Linked DNA regions of Mus musculus: all the other regions are linked to region 1. Evidence: chromatin loops called from intact Hi-C (ENCODE). Cell type or tissue: heart. All regions are shown on one strand. Links, peaks and the distances in the headings refer to the core of each region. The heading gives the core; the rest is flanking DNA.

The links. A loop is a pair of places that touch in the nucleus more often than their neighbours do. Peaks named below come from ENCODE experiments on the same cell type or tissue, not always from the same donor. Only the 100,000 strongest peaks of a DNase experiment are listed, where the experiment ranks them.
Region 2: a loop joins it to region 1, with 2.1 times the contacts of the local background. A loop is called at or near these places in 4 of 42 quality-filtered maps.
Region 3: it touches region 1 in a loop (2.3-fold over the local background); 12 of 42 quality-filtered maps call a loop at or near these places.

Annotation. Positions count from the first base shown.
Region 1 is chr3:41,365,663-41,371,264 of GRCm38, reverse strand. 1700052H01Rik (a long non-coding RNA gene) reads right to left here. Exons shown (of 3, transcript XR_867184.1): 2 at 3,519-3,648; 3 at 1,626-2,357. Among named protein-coding and RNA genes, the nearest start is that of 1700052H01Rik, 13 kb to the right of the region's middle. In heart, for the core only: no CTCF peak of the experiment used is centred there; a DNase peak (open chromatin) is centred at 2,664; H3K27ac peaks cover 401 bases.
Region 2 is chr3:41,292,084-41,297,685 of GRCm38, reverse strand. No RefSeq gene overlaps it. Among named protein-coding and RNA genes, the nearest start is that of 1700052H01Rik, 61 kb to the left of the region's middle. In heart, for the core only: no CTCF peak of the experiment used is centred there; a DNase peak (open chromatin) is centred at 2,325.
Region 3 is chr3:41,560,386-41,565,987 of GRCm38, reverse strand. The region is part of intron 1 of Jade1 (jade family PHD finger 1); the gene reads right to left. Among named protein-coding and RNA genes, the nearest start is that of Jade1, 7.5 kb to the right of the region's middle. In heart, for the core only: a CTCF peak has its summit at 2,636 (motif pointing right); DNase peaks (open chromatin) are centred at 1,777 and 2,577; H3K4me3 peaks cover 1,599 bases; H3K27ac peaks cover 1,554 bases.

The DNA.
Region 1 (5,602 bases), core at 1,444-3,943:
CAGAATGCGGCATCTTCAGAGCCTAGGCACAGGAAGCTGGCTTCCACCAGAGATGGAAGTAGATAAAGTCCCCCCTCATTGAAAGGATGGATGGATGGATGGTTCAGCATCTCAGGACATGGATGAGGGGCAGGAGGGGTGTCTGCCAGGCTTTCCTATTAACTGGGAGTGTGAAGTTCCCCACTGAGAGCGAAGGGGAGTCTGAGCAAGGAGGTTGTTACAGGGATGCTCATCCAAGACTTGGTGACCAGATGACTTCAACAGAATCCCCAAGGGTCAGGCTGATGGGTGGCAGAGGAAGGGATGCAAGTATGAGCACTAAGAGCAAGCTGAGAAGGTAGAGAGCTTGTCAGGGCAGTGGGCATCCTGATGGCTATTCAGGTAAAGTGATGTCCAGGCCTAGAGTGAGGCTGGAATGGACGGCAGGGGAAGTTTGTGAGGTCACTGGGTAATGACAAGGTCAAAGAGCTCAATGGTTGCCGATTAGCTAGGTCACACAGAGGATCTAATACAGCTGCTGCAGTCCTCTGTGGCTGTGGAGAAAAGTTGAGAAAATACCATGGTGGGGCAGAGCGACACTGTCTCAATGCCACTACAGTTTGCTTTTACCCTCCGGCCAGTTTTCTTGCAGGTCCAGCCTTCCTCTCCTAAGAGGCCATATTCTATGCTCATGAGCCCCGTGCCGCTAATCACTCTGGGGTCAACATGATGAAGGCATCCAGTAAAGATTTTTCTCAGCCAGGCGTGGTGGCGCACGCCTTTAATCCCAGCACTCAGGAGGCAGAGGCAGGCGGATTTCTGAGTTCGAGGCCAGCCTGGTCTACAAAGTGAGTTCCAGGACAGCCAGGGCTATACAGAGAAACCCTGTCTCGAAAAACCAAAAAAAAAAAAAAAAAAGATTTTTCTCCTTGATAAGAATTTATAAATGATGGGAGCTGTGCTTGGTGTGCATGAAGCAAGCTGGACATGGTACGAAATGCAATTCCAGTATCTAAGGGTTGGGGTGGGGCAAAAGGATTGAAATTCAAGGTCATCCTTGGTTGCTTGAGATTCTGTCTCAAAGAAATAAACAAGCAGGAAGAATAGAAGAACATTATAGACGTGGTCCTGTGTACTGGAGGCTTTCCAAGGAGATATCTGGCTGGGCCAGGTGCGAGGGTTCAGGTGAAGGGGAGAGAATGCGAGCAGGGAGGGGGAAATCACCTCCACCGAGCCCTGCTTCTGTTGCTCCTAGATGCTGCACCTGTTGCTCTGGGCAGAGTCAGCTGGGGGATGAGCCAGTGGGAGACTGACTAGCCAATGAGGGATGTGGGGGGTAGGGGAGGTGGAGGGATAACGAGAGGAGGGTGATGGTGGGGGGTGGGTGCTGGGTAGTGGGGTGGTGGTGGTGGTGGTGGTGGTGGGAGCTTCTGGTGGCTCTTTCAGGAGAGCAGGTCTCTTCCCTGGTGGTGGTGTTGCAGCTTTTATGGCAGAAGCTCTCAGATGACAAAGTAATTCTCGAACACCTTTATTTCTTCTGGATAGGATCCTTATATACAGTTTTGGGCTGGGTCAGAGAATGACAGTAGGTGCTTCCTATTGGCTTGGTCTGAGAGGTTGGGGATACCTCATCTACATGTGGGAGGGCTTGGAGTGCTGCCCCTATGTGACTGATGGCCACAAACCTCTCTATAGGGGGCTGTAGGGAGCTGTGGCTACCTGACAGGGGCCTGGTTCTGGGAGCAGGCAAAGCTCCTACCGTCCCTTCAGGGTCCCCCGGACTTCAAGCCTTAGCTCCACCTTACCAGGATTCCTCTCACAGCCCACCGCCCCACTTATAGATGAGAAGATGTGCACATACTAGTATATGGCATCTTACTCGGGTAAATAACAGCCCTAGGGGTTGGGAAGAGATCTGTGCAGATATGATTAAATTTGAGGACTTGAGTTGGGACAGTCTCTTACAGAGCCCAGGTAGGCACTAAAGCAAGCTCAAGTTAGTGTCTCTAACGAAGAGGAGAACTCATGGTCTAAACAAGATCATAGACCCTCAGTGGAAAGACAGATGGTGATTAGAAAGATGCAGCTACAGATCCAGGATGCTGGAACCATCAAACATTGGGAGACAAGGACCCAGCCTTTCTGCAGAACCTTCAGTGGGTGTAGAACCCCATCAACACCTTTATTTCACCTCAGTGACGCTGACTTCAGCCTCTTGGAGAATAAGTCCCTGTTGTTCTAAGTACCAAGTCTGTGCTAATTGTTTCAGAATCTATAAATGATCAAATCTGACCCAGCTGGGAAAGATGCAATGGCTGGAGTTGCTACAGCTGTCTTGAAACCAAGATGGAACAAGCCTGAGGATTAAATCCGACATCCTGGATGAAACAGAGCAAAAAGACCTGTTGAACTAGTCAATTATCACACGGCCCTTCAATTTACCATGTACTATAATAATAAATGTCCCTTTGTTAGGTCCTGGCAGTTGGACACTATGTGACTTACTGCCAAAAGCATTCTAATTGATAAAGCTTGTCCCAAAGGGTGGGAAACCTATGACTCAGGACAGCACTGAAGACATTGGAGGGGACTTGACCCACTTTCCAAACACAAAGAGAACATCTACTGAGTGGCTCTCTTTTGACTGTGGAAACGATGTGAAAAGTGGGGGAACTTGGACTTAGTTAATTATGCAACAGGCTGTTCGGGGTGGGGCGCTGTGGAGGCTTCAGAAGGACTAGGTGGATCTGCACAGAGTGTTATTGTGATAAGATTGTACAATGCACGGACTGAGTTGGGACTAGGAAGGCTCACTCTTTGGACAGTGACCAAAGAAAATAGGTATGAAGCTTGATGGTTTAAACAGCCCCAAGGCTGCCAGGAAAACCCTTTCATAGATGCCAGGCCTAAAGTGGTTTTCAACTTTAGTCCTCACCCAGCAATGTGCTGTTCGTTAAGCACCCACGTCAGATTCCCAATGCAGTAGATCTTGATAGGATCTGTAGTCTATGTGTGCAATGGCTATCTGGAGTGGGTTAGCTGCAGCTGATTCATGGCTATGTTTGAGGTACAGTGTCTAGAGCAGCCACTCTCTATTTTTTTATACCAAAATCTATAGTAAATATATATCATTAATGTAAACCACATATAAATACCCAAATGTCTCTCTCTCTCTCTCCTTTTTCTTTCACACACACAGAATCATATATATAGTTACATGTGCATGCACTCACATACACACACACACACACACACACACACACACACTAGAATAGCCTGTGTGGAAGGGTTTAGGTACAATATTGGAATGTACATGTGTCCCATTAATCAGATTCCAGCAATCAGGTGTCAGTCACATTGCCAGCTCTAAAGGGGCTGAGAAGTGGAAGCTCCCACAGGCATTGGGAACACAGACTCTCTACATTAAACAGATAATGTGTGCATTTAACTGGAACTAAGTTTCATAAAGTAACACTCTCACGATATCCAACATCATCTGATGCTCTCCTATTTTTCTATTTTTCTATTTTTCTACTCACCCTCTTGCAGTTGGGAAGGGGGTGGACATTTGTTCACAGGAGTGAGAAATCCATAGTGGGGGGGATTCTGCCTTCTCTGCTTGTTCAGTACCATCACAAGGAGTAAGTGGCCAATGTCTTGTTCTCTGACCTGTGGTTGTAAAGCAGAGGCAAGAAGGAAAGGTCACAGGACTCTTCCTTAGCAGTGGGGACAGGACGTGGCTGTCAAGAGTCTGGAGGTGAAACTCACTACAAGGGCCAAAGAAGGACCGGAAGACTGGACACTATTGACAAAGGGACTCCACTTTGCCCTTGCACTTGAACAAGACACGTAGCCTTCCTCAGATGTGCTCACCTGGCCAGCCTGGAGACCAGAAATAGAGCACTGCATGTTCACACACGTTTTGCTTTGCTTTCTTCTTGACATTGACTGGATAACTGTCTGTTGGGTAGTGGTTCTTGTCTCCATTTGTTGTTATATAGCACAATACCAGAAACAGGATGATTCACGAAATACACAGATTTATTTCTCACATTCCATGGGACTGTGTACTAACAATAGGGATTGTGGGTGCACATGCAGGTTGAGAGCCCTCAGCCTAAATCAAAGCAAGGTCAACCAAAGGCAAGACTTCCAGCCAATGGCAGCAGGAAACCCTCTGATAAGGCTGTGTGTTTTCCTCAGGAGCTCTGCTGGCCTAGTCATCCCGTCAACACCTTCCTCTTAACACTATGACACCAACAGGGAAGTGGAAAGATCACAGCCTGAAGGACTCTTAAAGCGTGGCTCCTCCCCAGGCCTGAACCTTCACCCTCTCCTCTGTCCCAGACATCCCTAAGGGAAAGACAGAAGGCATGTTGTTGAAGGAAGAGGAAGTGAGAAGAGAGGAGGCTATGGTTCAGTTGGTAGAGAGCTTAGCTAGCCTGCAGCGTATGAGCCCGAGCACCACATAAGTCAGGTATGGTAGTGCAGGCCTGACATCACAGCATCAGAAGATAAAGTCAGGAAGATACAAAATTTATCATCATCCTTGGCTATATAGCAAGTCTCAGCTAGCCTGGGCCACATGAGAGCCTGTAACAAAAATAATAAAACAATCCAAGAATATTACACATTCTACAGAGATTAGGGAGTTGGGTTTCATGATGGAGAAAGTGCTAACTGCCATTCAAGCATCGTAGGCTAGGGACTTCTTGTGGGAGACAGGTTAATGGGCAGCACTTGGATGGAAAAATCCGAGCAGCAGGTGTCTAGGAAGTCCCCGAGAGTCGCTGAACCGCAGAGGCCCCGTGCAGCTTGGCATCCATCCTCACCCTGGGTAATTTGAACCCTCAGAGTCTGGGGAGGCCAGACTGCAGCCCAGCGTTCTATTTTTAATTCATAGCATGGCGATAAGAGTTAAATATAAAGCAGATTAAGGCTTCCCTAAAGTCTCCTCTACAAAAGAGAAACTGGAATTTATCCACAGGAGCACTTCGTGGACAGCTCAATACTGTCATTTCCTATGAATAAAATTAGAAGCAGAAAACTGTGTCCTTATCCTTTTGACATCCAAGAATTATCACCATCAAAGTATCACGGCCCATGAAATTATTTCACAGGTTCCTCTGGTTGGATGGAACAGTTTCATACGGTGAGGACATGTGGTTTTAACAGAAAGCAAATGGGAAAAGAACTCCCTTGACCCATAGGACAGTTGGTCCTATACTTGACCCGTTAACCTATGCCGACATACGTGAAAGTCATTAATGGATTGTAGGAACACACATGCGAAGCCGAGGTTAAACACAAGGGCCTGTTTATCTTGGAAGTTTGGGTCACTCAAGCATAGGGCTGAAATCAATATTGTAACCTGGGCTCTCTGTGTGTTCCAAGTTAGCAAAGCTACCCCATTACAGGCTGGAATATTTTTATTTGAAATGTATTTATTGTTTTTGTCTTGTGTATTAGTGTGTGTGGGCCTATGTATGTGATATGCATGTGGATGTATGTGTGCTTGTGGATAGGTACATCCGAGGACAAGCATGGAGGCCAAAGGAGGTATCTGCTCCTTTAAGATCCACTAGTGGGTGGATCTTAAAGGAGTGGGTTTAGTGAGATGGGC
Region 2 (5,602 bases), core at 1,389-3,888, 74 kb after region 1:
GTTAGTAGATACAATCGAGAGCATGGTTTCTTGATTTTTCCATTTGAATCTTTGTCCCTCTATAAGGCCTTTCCCAGCGATGGCAGCCACCAGAATGAAGAACTGAAATCTGAAAGAAGGTCAAGATATAATTCAATATAAATAGCTCAAATGAGCCTGCTCCTCCCTCAGAGCTGCTCTCACTCCCGGGAGTTCTTTCTTGATTCTCCTCAATAAATCTTAATAAATCTACACTTGCCTTGCTCAAAAGATTACACTGAGATGAAACTTGATGAAAATGAGTTTCCCTTTAGTTTTGGTTTGGGGTTTAGGTGCAGGGTTGTCACGCCAAGCATGTGAGTTATACCCCTAGGCCTTACTGTAAATGTTTTAATATCAATTTTTCCTGTTTAAACTTTCTTTTTTGAAGTAGGCTTTTATTTATTTATTTATTTACTTATTTATTTACTTACTTATTTATTCATTTATTTATTCTGTTTGGGGCTTTGCCTGTGTGCTTGTCTCTGAGACAGACACTCATGCTTGAACTTAGTTTGTAGTTGAGAATGACCTTGAACGCCTGGCCCTCCTGTTTCTACTTGCCAAGCGCTGGAACTGCAGGTGTGTGCCACTACGTGGGATAAGTATGCTTTAAAATGTACACACTATATTATGCTATATGATGTATTACACAACAAACTACAGCAAGCATGTAACTCACTTGAAATAGAACAACACTAGGTATGGTAGCTGATAGCTGCAGTCTCAGCACGTAGGAGAATGAGATGGGGGATGTCCACAAGTATGAAGTTGGTCGGGTCTACATGGCAAGTTCTAAGATTTCCTTATGTTTGAACACTGCTCAGTGGCTCACAGCATTGGCTTCCGTGCTGTTGCTTGTCAGCACAGCTGCAGGTCTTTCATGGCCAACAACACGAGAGACGCACACTCTGGTAAGCGCACTGTTGATCCCCGTGTGTGCCCAGATTCAAGGGAGTGTCAGCTTCTGGGTGCAGAAAGGCGCAGTGGTAGTTTGTAAACTCCATAGCCTTAGCCTGCTGCTTAGAGAAGGGGAGCGGAGAGCAGCCTCAAGCCCTGGCTTCTAGCCCTAGTTCTTCCCCTTTTTCTCAAGAAAGCATATGGAATGCCAGTGGGGGAGAGCCACCACATTACAGGGGTGACCTTCAAGCTGCTCTAATGTGGATTTTTTTTCCCTAGGAGGGAAACCATTAGGAACTTAATAGTTTATTATTAGTAACACATTATTTGTTCACAGCCTGGTAATTTGAGACTCATGGGATGAGAACCTTAAACTTACTCAGAGTCCAAGCCCTGCCACACCCCGCAGCAGCATCCGACTCTGCTTTCTGCCATGGCTTACGCTGTTCCTCCTCCTCTGCTACCTGCATAGGCTATGCTATTCCAGACTCCTGACCCCAAACTCCTACTCCCCTCCCGACCTAGCTAACTCCCACTGTCCCTCCATTAAGCTCAAAAAAAGTGTCCAGTCAAGGAAGTGACCCCCAGCAGCTGTGCTCTGCCACAGACTCCCACGGCTCTGAGATGCAGTGTGGCACTGGCTGTAGGAGCTGACCATCCACACCAGACTGGGAGCTTCTCAAAAGCCAAGGAGGGAGCCTCAAGGGCAGTTACAACTCCTGGCACATAGAATTCATGCTGCAGATGGTTGCTGAGTAAACGAGAGAGTGAGCGAATAGGTGAAGGAGACCATGTGCCATTCTGCAGACATTTCGGACCCATAGAATAAAAACTCAGCCTAGTGACTTAGCCTCTACCGTAAGTCATTGATGGTTTATAGGCAAAGACAAGAGCCAAAGGATTATGAAGGAGTACAACTCGGGGAGCCTTTAGCCGGCCCAGAGGAAACAACCTTGCTCTCTATAGCTCTTTAACCCATCGGTGCAGCCGCCATGGTAGACTGTAGCTTCATGTCACTTGCAGGCAATACTATCCACCTCTCTGTCTCCAAGAGAATTCTTCTCCTTCCAAGTGATGGAGTTTTTGGTTTTGTTTTTTTAACTAGCTAAGGACACTTTTCCCTCTTGACATTTGAGAGTGTTCTCAGCAAGCTTTAAACAAGCACAATGTGATATCCCCCACACCCCAGTGCTCTTTATTCCTCTTAAAATTTGCCTGCGTCGTTATTAAGGGGAACCCAGCTCTTCCCTTTTGCAATGAAAAGAAAGTTGGCTGGGACCAGACCGCGGAGGCAAGGAGGCGGCTTTTAGTCAGCAAGGGCTGACAGCTCCTCACACTGTCTGCAGCCTCCCCAGTCTTGATTTGGCCCTTAACCTAGTTTTTACAGAGACTCTGCCAAGTGACAAACACATTCCATCACCCGTGTCTGAATAAATGAACCAGGCTTTTGCCAGAAATGATAAGTCCTGTTCCCAGAGAAGGTTCTAGGCTGCAACACTCAGTCGGAGGGTTTTTTCCTCGCCACTGAATGGTCTAGTTTCCACTTGGCTGTCCTTTCCACAGCAAGTGTGGGCTGTGGCTGCATCCAATACTGAGTTACTCTGAGAAGATGAAAGGTTAGGGGCTCAGAAACCAAATTCAAAGGGATCAAAATGTCACAGTGGCAAAGCAATTGAGCAAATTGTTTAGAAGAGTTGGCAAATGTGGGGGCAGGGGGGTTGTGGAGGGAGAGAGAGAGAGAAGAGAGAGATAAGCCTTTTGTCATGTTTTGGTTTGTTTTGGGTGGTGTAATATGCATAAAATACATCTGATACTGAAAGTATAAAAGTTAAAACGACCTTCAGGGCTACTGTTCTAAATGTCTATCCCAACTGTACGGAAGTTCTATGAACCACACAGACTTTGTATCTTGTTAATTTTGATGTAATGTCTTTATTTGCTTGATATTTTATAATAACGTTCATAAAATTAAAAACAATCTCAACATGGGGTTACGAGAAGTCCAGGTACTTTCTACCAAGCCTTAGGAGCTGGGTACACTCTCCAGAACCCACAGGGTGGAAGGAGAGAACCAATGTCTGCATATTGTCCTCTGACTGCCACCCTTGTGCCATGGTACACAGCTACACACATATACATGCATACATATATACAAGAATAAATCAATGTAAAAAGATAAAAATATATCTTTATTTCTCATAGAGTGACTCAAGGTCATGGTACCCCAGCCATGGAATGCTTGTCAAATACATAAGTCCCAAGTCCCATTCAAAGAAGGAAAGAAAGAAAGAAAGGAAGAAAGAAAGAAAGAAAGAAAGGAAGGAAGGAAGGAAGGAAGAAAGAAAGAAAGAAAGAAAGAAAGAAAACAAGCACAATTTCTCAAGGTAAGGTCCTGAGGATCTATTACTTATAATAATTTTTAAAATACACCCCTTTCCATGTTAGAGACAGCATCTCACTGTCTAGCCCTGGCTGGCCTGCAACTTGTTATGTAGAGGAGAGTAACCTCGAACTTAGCTGACAGAGATCTGCCTGACTCTGCCTCCTGAGTGCTGAGAGAGAGAGAGAGAGAGAGAGAGAGAGAGAGAGAGAGAGAGAGAGCAAGCAATCAGGAAGCCATTGTGGTAGGGAAGGACTCAGTTTTCTTTAAGGGGCTGGCCACTGGGAATTTTGACCATGCTCTAGTGAGCATATGGGCAACATAAATTTCCTTTCCTTTCCTTTCCTTTCCTTTCCTTTCCTTTCCTTTCCTTTCCTTTCCTTTCCTTTCCTTTCCTTTCTTTTCTTTTCTTTTCTTTTCTCTTCTCTTCTCTTCTCTTCTCTTCCCTTCCCTTCCCTTCCCTTCCCTTCCCTTCCCTTCCCTTCCCTTCCCTTCCCTTCCCTTCCCTTCCCTCTTCTCTTCCCTTCTCTTCTCTTCTCTTCTCTTCTCTTCTCTTCTCTTCTCTTCTCTTCTCTTCTCTTCTCTTCATTTCTCTTCCCTTCCCTTCCATCTTCTCTTCTCTTCTCTTCTCTTCTCTTCTCTTCTCTTCTCTTCTCTTCTCTTCTCTTCTCTTCTCTTCTCTTCTCTTCCCTTCCCTTCCCTTCCCTTCCCTTCCCTTCCCTTCCCTTCCCTTCCCTTCCCTTCCCTTCCCTTCCCTTCCCTTCCCTTCCATCTTCTCTTCTCTTCTCTTCTCTTCTCTTCTCTTCTCTTCTCTTCTCTTCTCTTCTCTCCTCTCCTCTCCTCTCCTCTCCTCTCCTCTCCTCTCCTCTCCTCTCCTCTCCTCTCCTCTCCTCTCTTCTCTTTCCTTTTCTTTGGAGGAGGTCACAGAGGTGGGTGAGGGTGGGCCTGGGAAGACTGCAAAGTGAATGTAACTGGTGCACTGCGTGAAACTCCCTAATAATTGATACTAATATTATGTTGGACTAAAAGGTCTTGAAATAAAGAGCTGTTGATGGGGAGGGGAGCAACAAGCACTGACCACGGTTCGATTCCCAGAGCCCACATGGGGATTTGACACCTGTGGTACACAGACACACAAGCATGCAAATCACCCATAGACATAAAAATAACATTTTAAAAGAAGAAAATGGACCTCCCATGGGCTACCAGGATGATTCCATGAGCAAGGGTAGTTGCCACTAAACCTGAAAACAGAGTCTCTCTACTGGTGACATGAAACTGTGTGGTAATACAATCACTTGAGGACAGCTTTAGGCAGTGTTGTATTACAAATGCTGAATGTATGTATTAAGATGCAGAGACTTCTCTTCCTAATGCCTAATGGAAATGTATTTGTATACCAAACCCACAAGCAGAATGTCCCCCTGTTGATATAAGCAGTGTCTCGGTGACAGCTAAATGTTCACTGGCAGTGGCTACACATCTGCATTTTTAACTAACATGCTGGTTGGCTCACACACAGGGAATTTTGAGAATCTTTGCATTCAGTATTCTGGAGATCTATTTGCAGAACAATCGTAATGGTTTCAACAGCTCTCAAAATCCACCAGGCCCGTGTATTTGAGTTAGTCAACAGAGCAGAGTATGTTTTCAATGCTGTACTAACAACAGGGCATCAAGGCGGAGTTACACTTAAGCACCGTCTTCGTCCCACCATGCCTGTGAAATTGAGCCGTACAGAAAAGAGCATTTCACAAACAACTTAAAATTTTAATTATGTTCTCACAGCCATGGTCCCGGGCAGCTGCTGCTGAGCCCAGGCATGTAGCACTGTTGTGAATGAATATTTCAGGCAGGCTGTTTTCCCATGAAGTTCTTTTGATTCAATAAAGCCAGGAAATGTAAGCTCAGGAAATAACTGAAAACAAAAACCCCTCAATCCTTGGAAACTGTCAAGAAGCAACTGAGAAAATCCCACCCCGGATCAAGTGGAGAATTTATGTGCTTAAAGCAGCTGGCACATTCGGAGTGTTCACCTCACAGAGAGGTCCCCTAAACATGAGCAGCCCTAGACACTGAAACAGAGTGCCTACAGGTCCCTTCACAGGAGTAGAAGGGCAGTGACAGATCATCTTGGTTGTCCACTTGATGGATCTCAGATGAAGAATTGCCTCCATCACTAGCCTGTTGGCTTGTCTGTGTAATTTACTTGATTGCTAATTGATGTAGAAGGGTCCAGCCCACAATGGAAGTTACCATACCTAGGCAAATGGGCTTGAGTTAGATATGAAAGGTAGAGCCTGG
Region 3 (5,602 bases), core at 1,389-3,888, 190 kb before region 1:
AGGGGCTGGAAAGTGGGGGGAATGTGGGGGATGGGAGGGAACGATAGCTCCGTTAAAAGGGGTGCAGGGCCCGAATCCCCGCTGGGGAAGGCCGGGTGGGGTGGGGAAACAGGCTGGAGACCCGGGGTGGGGCCGCGAACCGCGGGCATCCCGGCCACCCGCCCGCCCGCCAGGCGCAGGGCCCGGCTTGGCGCGGCGCCGCCCCCTCGCGCTCCCGCTCCTCCCGAGGCGACAGGAACAACAGCGCGGGAGGAGGGGAAAGTAACTCCGGCCCCGGTGCGGGGATGACACCGCCTCCCCGCGGCGCAGCCGGCCTCGCGCCCGCGCCGCCGCCCTCGGCGTTTGAAAGTGGCCACCCCCCGCCGCCGCTCCCGCCCGCCGCCACCAGCTGCACCAATCCGCTCGGCCCCAGTTGCAAATCAAACGCTCCCTCGCGTCCGCACGCCACTTGCGCCGCTGCAAACGGCTACGCCGTCCCTCCCCGGCCTCCCCGCGGGCCCGGGGAGCAGCAGAGCGGCGGTGGAGCAACGCGGCGGGCTCGGCTCGCGCTCCCGCCCCCAGACAGTTCTGGAAACTGTGGATCACCTCTGTCACAGGAAGCCATCCGGCGCGCAGGGCGGCGCGCAAGCAACAAACAAACGCCTGCGGCCGCCGCGACGCGGGAACAGGGACGGCGACGGGCGGCGGCCACCCCGCGCCGCGGGCTTTGTGCGGGACTCCGGCGTGGGGACGGGGCCGGGCCACCCCCGCGCGGACCCGAAGCGCCTGGGACCGTTAGGCGACGCTCGGGCAGCGACAAGGAACCGCCTTGGGGCCGCCGCCCGGCCCCGTCTCTGCGCCGGCCACCTCTTGCCTGCGCGGGAGGGCGGGCTGCAAAAGTTGGCCCTGGGGCCAACCAGCACCTGCCCACGTGCCGCGTAGGCTCGTGCCCCGGCGTACCCAGTCCCTTCCCCCGCCGCCCGCGAGCGCCAGGTCACCTATTACCGGTGGGAGGGGAGCCCGGCTGCTATTTAAACGCCCGCGGAAGTTGAGGCACCCCCACCGGCGGTGCTGTGCACCTGCCTCCCGCCGCCGCGCTCCGCCACTTTGAGCAGCAGCGGCGTCCTCAGCCCCGCCTCCTGCCCGAAGGCGGGCGGGAGGGGGGTGGGGGGGGCGGGTAGGAGGTGGAAGGTATCGAATTTCTCCAGCAAATGGGACCGTTCCGAAAGGATTCGGTTCTCCGGTCAACATTCCACATTCCATCCCTCTCCCGCATTTGCAAGCCTACGCCGAGCCGACCCAGAAAGCCTACTGGCTACCGAACAACAGCACCCAACTCGCAAACACACTCACAGGCACCAGACACGTGCACGGGAAGGTTTTGCAACTTGCAGTCCCGGGGTGCACACCGCATGTGCATGTGCTCATAAGGGAGCCAGGAGACACAGAGACCCCACCCCCACAATTTGCAGATGGTGCCAAAGGTTGCAATCTGCAATCCGTTTTTAAGTTCATGATTAATAGGTACTTTGCTCTACCAATGAAGTCCTCCTCAATTTCACCGATTAAGTCTTTTACACTTTACAAGCAGTCTCGCTGGAAGTAAAAGGTCTCATCATTGGAAACCCATTCTAGAAAAATCTAATTGCCAAGCTGTCCCTTCATCCCCTTCTCACTGCCCTTGAATTGATGCAATGAATATTTTGGACATGTGGTGACGCGGTGACAGGAACCAGGGCTGCGGCCACTTCACACAGATGTACCCCCTCACACCTATGTTTGGGAAAACATACCCTCACAGCCTCCTTCCCCCCCAAAACACACACTGTCAAACACTCTGGAAACATATATGTACGCGAACCTGCGCTCTACCATTGCCATCTGTCTACCAAGTTGCTACTATGCTTTCCACTTTCATGCAGCCTAAGGCAGTTGGGCTTTTTTTTTTTAATGTATAAACTAAACTGGGTTTCTGCTGCTGAAAACGCTGGATGAATCACCTGAAAACCTCATGTTCTTCGTACATTTAAAAGGAAAAGCTCTAAACCTTCGCCCTCCTCCGATCGAAAATAATAATCGGAATAGAACTTACTGATCCGACACCGATCAATTCTCGGGCTCCGCGGCCATCCCGGCCTCGTTGCCGGCCCCCACCCGGCGATGCCCAAGTTGCTGGTGGGATAGTGCCGCGGCGCGGGCGGCCGCCTCCTCCCTCCGCGCTACAGATCCACAGCCCAATCTTTTGGCGCCATATTAATGACGTACTATATTATTTCCACTAGGCAGCGACCTTCGGCATTACATTACTCCCGAGAACTCCCGAGCGAAGCAACAAAACCATCAAATATGGCTGAGCCTCTCGGCTCGTCCTGCAGCCGCCGCGGCCGCGGCCTGAGACGCGCACCCCGACCCGCGCGCCCCCGCGCCTCCGCCCCCGCGTACCTGCTGCGCACGGGCTGGGCCTCCGCGGGCTGCGCGCCGCGCCGCATGGGTCCGGGCCACCGAGGCCCCGCGGGGAGCCGGGCGGGCCCCTGCTGTCGCCCGCGCGCTCGGCCGGCCCGGCGCGCCCAGGCCCTCCCGGTAGGGCGTGCGGCTGGCGGCGGAGGAAGCGCGGGGACGCAGACTCATTTCTGGGTCACTGCTGCCACAGGGGGGAGCACTTTAATCCCCAGCCAAAGGAGAGGGTGGGGACGGTGGGGCGGGGAGCCGCTGGTAGGGGCTTGCTCCCGTTAACTCTTGGGGTCCTGACTGCAGCCAGAGGGGCTCTCCCCCCTCACCCACCTCTGGAGCCCGCAAACCCTCCAGGTGTCTCCTAGGAGGAAGAAGGTTTGTGAAATCACCCCCTCCAAAACTGCTGCCCCAGTTCCAACTCCGGGCGACATGCAGAAATGCATTTATTGCAAATTAGTTTTAAATCAGGTCGACTAGGAACATGGGTATTAAAGCGAATAGTTTGAGTGAAATGTTTTTTGTTTCTAGGATGAATAAGAAATAGTTGTTTTTGTAGTAACAGTTTTGAAGGAGTTATGAATTCGAATGACAATTTTAAACACAATCTAATTCTGGGATGGGGAACTCCAGCTTTACCTAAATTTGTACTGAACTCATTGAAAATTAGCATTCACCCACTAAAAGACAACCACCTTCTGAAAAATGTCTTGATTTTTATGTTAGAGCGTTCTTGTCAGAACTGGACATTTTTCTCCTTCCAAATAGGACTGAGAATAACACTTAAACTCAAACTTTAGACTAGTATGAAAGCAATCGCCAGATTCCTGTTGATACATATGTGTAAAAAATGAGTGGCTGTTGGTTTTTCATATACTAAAAACTAACTTTTTTATGGAGAATAATTATTTTCATGGAGTCCCCAAGGAAATACATTTATATTACAGTCAATATCCAAAGGAGGAAAATACACATTAAAATTTCCATTTAGAAAATAAGAACAATGATTATTAATTACAAAATCAGATATTGAACCCAAAAGACAAGATCATAATTCTGAATAAAACAGGTTTGATTCACAGACGTCATAGTGTGATAAATGGGAGAATAAAACCTAACTGTGCCTTTCAATTATTTTTCAGGAAACAAAGCAAAGCAGCAGAAATCCTAAATGTGTGTGCTCTTTCTCCCTCTCCCATTTCCTTAACAAGGAGCATAAAGACTCCCTCCCTGACAGGATCTCTGCTTCGCTCTTCCGTCCTGCTAAGAACAAGTGAGGCGACAAATGATGGGTAGAACCCTTACTAGTACTGTGTGGTCTACAGTTCACACACACACACACACACACACACACACACACACACGAGACACAGAGAGAGACAGAGACAGAGATAGAGAGAGAAATGAGGGAGGTTTTCAAGAGAGGTGTCTCCATCACCACTGCCATCTTGTTCATCCATCATCTCTCTGTGACAAACTGATTGCACCCGTTCTAACCTCCAGCCAGCCTTTATTCATTCTATCTAAATAAGTAAGTACTTTCTAGAAACCTCTGTTGGGCCTGGAGGTATGGCCCAACATTAAGAGCACTTGCTCTTTCGTAAGACTTTGGTTGTTCCCATCAGCCACATGGTGGTTTCACACCATCTGGAACTCCAGTTCTAGGGACTCCAACATCATCGCCTGACCTCCACGGATATTAGGCATATACGTCCCAGAAGAACCCTCACACCACACACATAAGCTAAATAAATCCAAGAAGGTGTTTAAAAATAAAATAAAGCCACTGTTTTGCATGCTTGTTTGTTTTCCTGACAAGTCTATTGCCTAAAACATCCAGCAAAAAAAAAAAAAAAAGCAATGTATTAGTGGAGCACAAAAGGAATGTAAAATGGCTCACTCTCCCCACAATACAGAGGCTATGACCTCTCAATTCTGACACAGATTAAGAATAATGGTCAATAGGTCTTCTGCATTTATGTTGTGGCTGTATAGCTTGGTGTTCTTGTGGGATTCCTAATGGTGGGAGCGGGGGAACTCAGAAATCCACCTGCCTCTGCCTCCCAAGTGCTGGGATTAAAGGTGTGCACCACGACCGCCTAGCCTGAAACTTGTTTTTTTGGGAAGTTTGTTGTTGTTGTTTTTGTTTTTCAAGACAGGGTTTCTCTGTGTAACCCTGGCTGTCCTGGAACTCACTCTGTAGACCAGGCTGGCCTCGAACTCAGAAATCCGCCTGCCTCTGCCTCCTGAGTGCTGGGATTAAAGGCGTGCGCCACCATGCCCGGCTTACTGTAACTTGTTATTGCCAAGTTTGGTTGAGATCTCTGGGAGGCATGCTCTTTTCTGAAGGGAAACAGAAAAAGAGGAGATCTGAGGGAGAGGGGGTGGCAGGGGTGAGAGACTGGGAAGAGAGGAGGGAGGAGAAACTGAAGTTGAAATATTATATGGAGAATTAATTGGTTTTTTAAAAATATTGGTCAGGGGCTTGAAGCTGGAGTGTCTGCTTAGCAAGCAGGATGCCCAAGATTTGATCCCCAGGAGCAAAGAAAAAGAGGAGGGGAGGGGAGGGGAGGGAGAGTGGGAGGGGAGGAGAGAATGAAAGTTGTACTTGTACACATCTTCAGACCCAGAATTTGGGAGAGGGGCAGAAGGATCAATGAGTTTGAGACTAGCCTAAGACACTCAAGTGAGGCTGTTTCTTAAGTTAAAAATAGCCCTGGCCTAGAAGGAGGAAAACACACACACACACACACACACACACACACACACACACACACACACACCAGCTACCATAAGACTCAGGACTAAACTCTTTGATCCCTGTTTTCTCCCCTGAGATTATAAGAAAGATGACATCTAAAAGTCTCTTTCCTCATTAACAGTTGATGATTTAACTGTTCTCCTTATTTTGAGCCAGGGTGTCACTATGTCATGCTGGCCGAGCGACCTGAAACTCAAGAGATCTACCTGCCTCTGCTTTCCCGGTCCTGGGATGAGAGCTATGCTTCACCCGCCTGCATAATTTACTTGCCGTTTACAAACTTACAGATGTGACGGCACTTTGAAGAAATGGAGCGCAACTGGAATCCACTAGGAACAGGAAAGAAACATTTAGTCGTTCATGATCAGGGTTGGCATATCTTAAAATAATAGCCATCTTTTACCATCATCCCAC